Linked DNA regions of Homo sapiens: region 2 is linked to region 1. A link is a contact called in ENCODE Hi-C data. All regions are on one chromosome and are shown on one strand. Each heading gives the region's core, a stretch centred on a gene start or an enhancer-like site at or near the end of the contact. The rest is flanking DNA. Distances are from core to core; before and after follow the strand shown.

Evidence for each region. A loop is a pair of places that touch in the nucleus more often than their neighbours do. Pooled maps may share reads with other maps.
Region 2: a loop to region 1 is called in a map of cardiac septum, with 5 times the contacts of the local background. The contact joins the promoter of TRDN here to the enhancer-like site in region 1. A Hi-C loop is called at or near these places in 2 of 168 maps with a recorded cell type or tissue (cardiac septum and posterior vena cava) and 5 of 50 pooled maps.

The regions. Positions count from the first base shown.
Region 1 is chr6:123,527,641-123,532,102 of GRCh38, reverse strand. TRDN (triadin) reads left to right here. Exons shown (of 41, transcript NM_006073.4): 5 at 1,538-1,597. LOC105377982 (a long non-coding RNA gene) reads right to left here. Exons shown (of 6, transcript XR_001743833.2): 2 at 437-497. Among named protein-coding and RNA genes, the nearest start is that of TRDN-AS1, 90 kb to the right of the region's middle. RefSeq lists a silencer at 2,272-2,472. Within about 2 kb of position 2,067, at least 2 of the 41 ENCODE cell types and tissues checked have a DNase peak (open chromatin) inside an H3K27ac peak, as active enhancers do.
Region 2 is chr6:123,635,111-123,639,572 of GRCh38, reverse strand. TRDN (triadin) reads left to right here and starts at 2,623. Exons shown (of 41, transcript NM_006073.4): 1 at 2,623-2,819. The coding sequence starts at 2,798. The region is part of intron 1 of LOC105377981 (a long non-coding RNA gene); the gene reads right to left.

The DNA of each region.
Region 1 (4,462 bases), core at 818-3,317:
GGCTACTGCATTGGATAGTATAGGTCTAGACAGTGATAGTGATTACTCTGGTTATCATGTAAGTTTAGAGCAGTGGTTCTCAACTAGGATTCATTTTGCCCTGTAGGAGACATTTGGCAAAGTCTCTGGACATGTTTCATTGTCAAGATTGGGAGGTGGATATGGGGGCTACTGGCATCTAAAAGGTAGAGGCTAGGAATGCTGCTGAATATCCTAAAATGCACAAAATAGCCCCTCCCCAAAATAATGCTTCACCCAATTCAGAATGTCAAAAGTGCTAATGTAAGAAACCCTGCTGTAGAGTAAAATTTGGAGACTAGAGAAGAAATAAACAAAATGGTGAGAGAGACAGGAAGATGGGCATTTCCTATGTCATTTGGAGATATTTCCTTACATTTTGGAGAATTGTTTTCAGGGACAAGAATGAGTGCCTTACCTGTTCATATCTTCATCACCATATTCAAAGTCACAGTTGAGATAAGAGTAGATTAGTGACCCTGTAAATAGTAAGATAACTGATTAATGAGAAAAATTAGGAAGAAAACCTTCACAATGGTGGTTACCTCCTTAACAGGTGAATGAAAGCTAGTAGCTGTCTTTTCTGAAGATATTTAGGGTGTTGCCATGGTTGATCTTAATTTAGTAGACTTTTGGAAAAACTACAAAAATGCAAATGCAGATTTACAAATGGAGAATTTAAAATGTGTACAGTAATTAACACCATCTCAGACCATCTGTGGAATAAAGTTGTGATAAATAAATAAGTAAACCTCATTAGCATTTTTCTAAGAAAAAACACTATATTTAAGATTAAGTCACTTTTCAAAGGTAGCAATCATATTTGTAAACTCTAATCTCAAATTCACTTCTATCCAAATTAACTGTAAATTCAGAATTAACTCCATTTTCTTAGCCTTGGTAATGTATGTATACTGAAGCTAGCAGAAAATTGAATATATTTGCTAAAACCTGATGTTTAGAAAAAAAGTACAACTAACTTATTCTATGAAATGTGTCATATCTGCTTGCAGTAATTATTGGTTAAATGTAATGCCAAATGCTGATTATAAACATAGCTTAGAGTCAATACTTCTGAAATATATTTCCTATTAGATAGTTGTTACAGTTCATTTCACAAATTCTTAATTTAATATGTAAAAACTAAATCTTCCTAAATCTAAATGACATTCTTATTAAGGATTCTTAATTTGTATTGAGAGTAATTGAAATAAAAATAATTATAGTTTGTGACCAATTTTAGCACTGAAAATGGTGACAACATAGCTCTGTCTATTAAATGTTTAAGCTTTTCCAAATAACTCTAATTTTGAGATAACTCCAATTTTTCCCTTATTTCAATAAATAAGTGATTTGTTTAGCAATATGTTACAAAGACTCTTTTAGACTCCAATAAACTTGTTAGTAACTGTATAATAATTTAAACTTTGTGGTAGGTTTATAAAGTTTAGGTCATAGCTATGGCTTAAATTTTATACATTTTCAGAGTTTTAAAATTATAAATTCTATTTTTTCTTAGAAATACACAAAGATAAGACTGAAAAACAAGAGAAACCTGAAAGGAAAATACAAACTAAAGGTAAACATTTCATTTTATGTTTATTCTTCATTTAGATATACATTTTTGTGTATTCATATGCGAGAAAAAATTTCATGTTTAGTGTTTTTGTAACATTTTTGATATTAAATAACTAAATTTACTCCTCAGTTAATTTCAGTTATAAATGTATATCAGTTAATTTCAGTTATAAATGTATAAATAACATAAATAATATTTAATAGATGGAATCAAAGTAACTTCAAAATGTGTAATAATTTTTAAATTATTTACAATTACTAAGAGAGTAGCTCAAATACATATTGATTTACTGAGGAAATAATTTTTTTTCTTTTAAGAAGTTAGTGTAACAAGTCAGAGTTTATTTTTTTTTAACCTGAATTCCTTCTGTCATGCAATATCTTTACAATCTTTGGTGTAGAAATGCAGAGTCATTATATGACCTCATGGCAGAGGTCATGTAAGAAAGCCCCACGGCTCTCCTGCACAGCCTCAAGAGGTAGATGGACAGTGACAGCATGATGATTAATATCACTTTCAGCTGAACTGAATCCAGTAATGGCAATCTTGCAGCAGAAGCAAATTAAGAAAGGCCAGCATTGTCTTGCTTATCTTATAAGAATAACTTTTCTGTGGGTGACAGAGATAGTCATAAAACTTTAAAGAAACTAATAGGAAGCAAGACATTCAAAAATATATTCTTCTAAGCGTGCCCAGGTTTTCCCAATGGTCAGTTTCACATGATTTTGAATGAGCCAGGGCAAAAATAAAGATCTCATAATAACTATATTTGTATAATGCAGACAGAAAATGAGATAATTTATTTCTGAGATAAAAATGGAATTTTATCCAGTATTTACTATGTCATAAACCAGCTAATGCAAAATTATCTGTAGTAAATACCACAGTTGCAGCTAGTAAATTTTCAAATAATAAAAGTATCAATTAAATTATACTAGCACGTGAATTTATATTAATACAATGCCATGTTGTTGCTGTTGTTTTTAAAATATACTTCATGTGCTTTCTTTTTGGGAAGGGCTCAAATCATTCTACAGATATTATGTCTTTAATCCTAATGTTTGAATTCATTCTAGATTGGTCAGCCAATTCTTCAACAATCAGAACATTGAAGCTCACTCAGTTGAAACCTATTTATATTTGTACTTAGGAAACTAATGTCTCCTTACTGTTCTCTTTCCTTTTTTCGGTTCTTAATTCCTTTGATCACAGAAGTTGGACACAGCTCTTGAGTACGGATTGACTAAGCGAACCATGACTGAACTGGCTCTGTGTTTCTATCTGCTGAAGGTTAAACAGAAACTCAACTGGTTCCACACCATTTGGGTCCCTGCTGTTTTTTTCTTGCAGACTGTGCTATTAATTTAATAACAGTGCTGCTGGAGTGGCGGTAGTAATGTAGATGGCACCATTTGCATTTTGGACCTGGCTATATTAGAATTCTGATGTCAAAGACCGAGCAGTGGGCTGTAGAGTAGGTTTATTAAACTAGCAAGTCTTCCATAATTAAGACAGTGAATTTGGCTGAAGTCTAAAATAAATTTCTCAAAGACTGAGCTGGAGATTATCAACCTGAATATATTTCTTGAGTAGACCAAATATGTTTTGTAAAAGTAACTATTTCTTAAGAAAGTGAAAGTAGAGCTTCAGTTGCTCCACACTGAGCTGGAAATCAGAGAGAGCTTATGTTTTCCACAGTTTTTCTGTGTGAATATGAACAAAAGATTTCACTTTATTGCTTAGTTTCCCGTCTGTAAATGGGGTAGACTAATGCCTGCTCTTTATTCTCAAATAGTTCAGTGAAAATAAATGTTTTGCTTTACAACTGCTCTTGTATGTGGATAAATACTGTTTTCTGTATGCCATGTTCCATGTCAGTTATGGTTGTATGTGATGGATAGTTAGGAATTTAAGTTATTATCAAAGCATTTTGAACCCTTAGAAGAAAAGATACAGTATTTGAAAGGTAGTAGTAGTCTGTGATGATTATAAATGAGTCAATAAATATCTGAGACCAAAAAGATTCATTATGCTCAAGCTGGTGTGTTTTGTGGGATGACAAAAGATATTCGTTATGGTGGAAGCTAGATCACATTCTATTTCTCTATAGTTTTTTTCCCCTTCAAGGGACAATATGATATTCTGAAAGGTTTTAGAAGCATGGAACTCATCGGGAGAGCCTTGGGAGTCTACACCTATATAATTGACCCATCAAGAAGGATGCAAAAAAAAAATCACACAGAATATGTAATCCCACAGGATATATATTTCTAAAACAATTCTATATTAATATTCTAACTAATTGATTTTATAGTGTCAAATAATGAGTTTCAATTCTGACTCTTTTTCTTAAGAAATTAGATACTTTTATAGGCAACCACATTAAATAATTTTACTTTATCATATCAAGCTAACTTTTATTTCTACTTTGTCCCTCTGTTTATTTTGTTCGATATTTTCCTCAGGGAAGAATGCAGCAGTTTATGGAGCTAAAGAATATGCCTTTTAAATGATAACCAGGCAATGAATACTTATTATGTTTTTAGGACACAAGCTCTGACATGTTAGTTAAGGTTTACCTTAAACTAAGTTAACCTTGGATTTTTTCCCATAAAAGAGGTAGAAATTTATTTTATTTTATAAATATAATCAGAATACTGTATGTGACCTTGTATTGGTCACATACAGTACCTCATAAAAGAGGTAGAAATTTATTTTATTTTATAAATATAATCAGAATACTGTATGTGACCTTGTTCTGAATTTATATAGTAATATAGCGGAACATTACATTTGCTTAGAAAAAACTTCCAACCATAATTTAACATTTTTTGGGTTACCACATATCATTAACTAAATTGTGAC
Region 2 (4,462 bases), core at 1,374-3,873, 110 kb before region 1:
AGTGTTTATGATAATAGCAGACACAGGAGCAAGGTTTAAAAATTTCTCTAAGGGAGAATATTTTTATCTACTAACTTGAGTATTTAGAATAACTAGTGAATATTACAAGGGGTAATGATCAGTATAATCAGGTTGGAGATGCCCCTTGACCTAAATGCGACATTAATAGGAGAACAAATTTTCACAGTTTATCATTTACTTATATAGACTAGCTCAGTTATTAATGTCCTAATTTTATAAATATCCCTGTATGCAAAACTATGACAAGTCTACCTGTGCTGATTGTGCAGAAGTGGGATGTGAGAGTTATTCCAGGAGCTATTGCTGAGAAGAGAGAAATATCACTTTTGGGTCCTTTTGAAAGAGCTCAATGAACTGGTAACATCTCTTTAAAAATGAAGACCCTTTAAAAATAAAGAAGGGCAAATGAATCGTTTGTAATGTTTTATTCTTTGAGTTCCCTGAAGAGTAGGTGTACACACTTGTAAGAATGTCAGTTGCTTGGTTTCAGAAAGCTTGGCAGGGTTCCATTTGGAATTCAAAGACATACCTCATGAATGGAGTTTCAGATAAATTGAAAGAGTCCTAATAACTTTTCAAAATGAGAACCATGCCAATTTCTCACTGCCTAATGACATTCATCAACTCATCTCACAGAAAGGTTTGAAAAAGCTATTATCTTCAAAACATGTTTATTGTCTAGAATATGTTTTCTTTTATTTTTCCTTCCAGTATGTTTAACATGAAAATAGTGATTGGGAACTTAAGACTAACATCAATACTAGGAATTTAGTATTTCTTTTCTAGAGTCTTATTTTAACTTTTTATTGAGTAAAACTAGTTTGAAAAGTTGAGTTTTTTCCTGTTCCAGAGCCTAATTTTATTTAGGATCTGACCCATGAAAATTCTTAATGAGTTACATAAGATGTCATTCCTTCAGTTAACTACAATGAAAGATTATGAAAGTAACTGATGAATGGAGATATGAAGTGCTACGTTTTTCAAAACAATTGGAACTGCTGTGGCACTATTGACTGGAGATTCTTTGTGGGGGGCAATGTAAGGAGGGCTTTTCTCTTAGGATACCTCCTTAGACCAACCCAGAGCTCTGGGAAGCTGCTCTTGAGGATTTTGTATCTTTTCATCCCGCTAGTGGGCCTAATTTGCAGTGACCCCCTTTACCTTAAGTCATAGTATCTGCAACAAGGCCTCATTTCTTGGGGAAGATAGCAAACTTGTAGTTAAAAGGCTCTAGGCCCAGTCCTAGATATAGGAATTGAATAAAATCATGAATGTAATCATGTAATCATTTCCTCCTTGTAAATTAAGATTTGTTACTAATTTATGTATTCAGCTGGTAAATGAGCAACTTTCTATTGTGTCAGGAATGGGGGCAGTAGATTAAGACAGAACCACTAACAGGGAGGAGGTCATTGCCTATGGAAATAGCTGTTGCAGCACTCTTCTGAGCCTGAATTTTAAAAATAACAAACATGGCTTTGCTTCATGATCTATGAAGTACCATAGGAATTCGGGAGGTCTGAAAACGAAAAGTATCAAGTTCAAGCTAAAAGATTAAACTACAAGCATTTATTAGGTTGAATATGAGAATAAAATAAAAGTGTAGTCAACCCTTGATTATTCACAGATTGGCTAGAGTTTATGATTATCAATGCCCTTCGATTCTCCTTTTGCTTCCAACTACCAACTATTGAATATTTTTTTGCTCATTAACACCTGTCTAGGAGTGGGAAGGTGAAATGCTAATCAGCCAATTTGGTTAATTGTTAGTGGCTGCTATAATCCTTTTTTTTTTAAGTTGAGATAAGGAAATACTTTACTTAAATATTGGCTGTGGACTACTAAACTTTATGTCACCTTCCCTTCCTTTTTACTGCATGGATAAATGCAGGTATTTAGTTCTTAGTAAGGTAGTAGAGAGAATTAAAAAGATAGTAATTCATCAATCCAATGTTTTTCAAGTATCACACTATAAATTCACATTACATAATTCTTATTGGCCAGTGTTCAGAAAATATTAATCTTCTACAATATGACTACTTTAAAAGAAAGCTTCAAGATTTAATAGTTGCAATTTTAAGTGTAGCCCTATATAAATAACTGCACTTGCTAAGTGGATTTGTATCAACAGGAACATAACTTCTAGAAAATTACTCAAGACTACCCTCCCTTTTGCCTGTGATAGACATTTGGGACCCTCCCCAAACCAAATAAGGGAAAGAAGAATGTTCTGAGCATTAAGAGCACTAAGAATAAATCTGAGCTCTCACGGATAAGATTACTTTCAACTCTTTATTTCATGTTTTCTGACATAGACCCCAGGATCTGTAATTATCTTAGAGAAACTGCGGGGGCTTAGATGGTACTTTGTAGTTCATTTGGTTTTTTTTGTTTGTTTGTTTGTTTTTTGCCTTTCTCTCTTTGGGGCTGAAGAGCTGGTGTGTCTGTGTGTGTGTTCCTCTAGAGTGCCAAAAAAGAAAAAAAAAAGTGCTGAAGAGTCCTAGGGAGATGAGGCTATTTTTGTTTGAAGCTGATACTTCTAGCTGAGCCACAAGTGCTGCTTGGAAAGGGCTTAGGTTGTTTCCAGGGGGAGAACTCTGCAGAGGAGAGGCAAAGTTCAACAGGACAACAAAGAAGCAGCAGAAACAGCCAGGAAAACGAAGAGCCCCCAGGTTTTGACACAGAACCCTCCACCAGAGTTCTCAAATCCCCAAATACTCTGCAAAGTGCAACTTGACGGGAACTTTTCAACTGACTTTTACTTTTGACGACCACCATGACTGAGATCACTGCTGAAGGTATTGCTACCATTTTCCGATAGTATCAAGTAAGGAAAAAAAATATGCAAATCGACAGCCACATTAACTGTCGATGTGTCCATTTAAAATGTTGCTTTAAGGTAATTGCCTTGGTCAATGATTCTATACAGGATCTGAGAAGTGGATTTAGGAGCTGAGAGGCTGCCAGATCTGTATATTGGGGGAGCAAAAAGAGATTTCTCTTAAATTTTGCATGTGGAAACTGTTCTCTGCTATACCAAAGGCCCCACTAGTTAACAGTTGTTACTCACACCTCTATAAATAGCTATGGTCATGTAACATGATGGCCGATATCTTATCCAGCAAAAATTACAAAGTTTTCAAGGATGGAGACCATGATGAACTTAAAATATTACACTAATGCTTACTTAAAATATTACACTAATGCTTACTTAAACTTAAAAAGTAATTTGAAGCATTTCTGCTTTATGATATTTTTAAATGGAGACCTTAAATTTGTTTTTCCTTTCCTACTAGGGTATGTAAAACACACATACATATATATGATTTATATACAATTTAAGACATAAGTGTTCCCATAAAATTTGTATTTATTTGACCATTAATGGAAATTCAGAGATAAAGACTGGAATTCCACAAACTTACTGTGAATCAGTATGATTTTTAAAATAAAGCAATTAAGTGTTAGAATTCTGGTTCTTTTTGTAAATTCATTCTTCATTTTCCTCTAAATGGTAAATTCTATCTTTATGTTACAATAAATATTTTCTGTTTCAATGCTTTACTGAAAGCTACATACTATAATACATATCTTCTATTTGATGGTTGCTAGTTATATATATTTATATTTCATATATACTTCATATATATATGTACGTATTTCTTAGAATGAAGGAAACCTTCAAAACTAAATTACTTTGAATACAGACACAGTCTGGTTCTAGTTGAGGTAAAACTTTTGGAGGTGGATCTAAAATTTGCTTCTGACAGCTGTAAGAAAATCAGACAGGTGGTGCTCTTAACAACTTCCAAGTTAAATGCTGTGCTGGTTTGCTTTGAATAATACAACTGAAAAATAGAATATTTGTTTTTATTTTTGAGGGTAGAAATTAGTATGGACACACAGTAATTTCTGTTGGAGATTTTTAGTCAATATTTATAAGAAGTGCCTTATTTGTACCTTGCACTGAGAAATTCAGTCTGACACCTCGTATTAATAACAATTACTGAGAGATTTCTATGTGTTAGGTATTTTGCTCAGAACGTTATGTGTGTTTACTTATTTAAAACTGACACAATTCAATTAAGTAGGCATTATTATCTCAGTTTGGCAGAAAAAGGAACTGTAACTAAAATGTTATGTGACTTGCTCAAGACCAGCATTACCAACATTTAAACCCAGCCCCTTTAAATCTTGTTTGTGTGTGTGTGTGTGTGTGTGTGTGTGTTTTCTTTTCTGTGAGAGGATATCAGGTTTACTCTTTACCAATTTTAGTTCAGAATTTGCTAACTAAATATAAATAGCATTTTTCCTATTCCTTAGATATTCTGTGTCATGTTGCTTTTAGTTTGCCTTAAAGAAAGCTATGTATAAAAACTTCTTGTTTAGCTCTGCACAAGTTATTAAGATAGCTACGAGCGTCTTAATCTTCTGTTTCTCT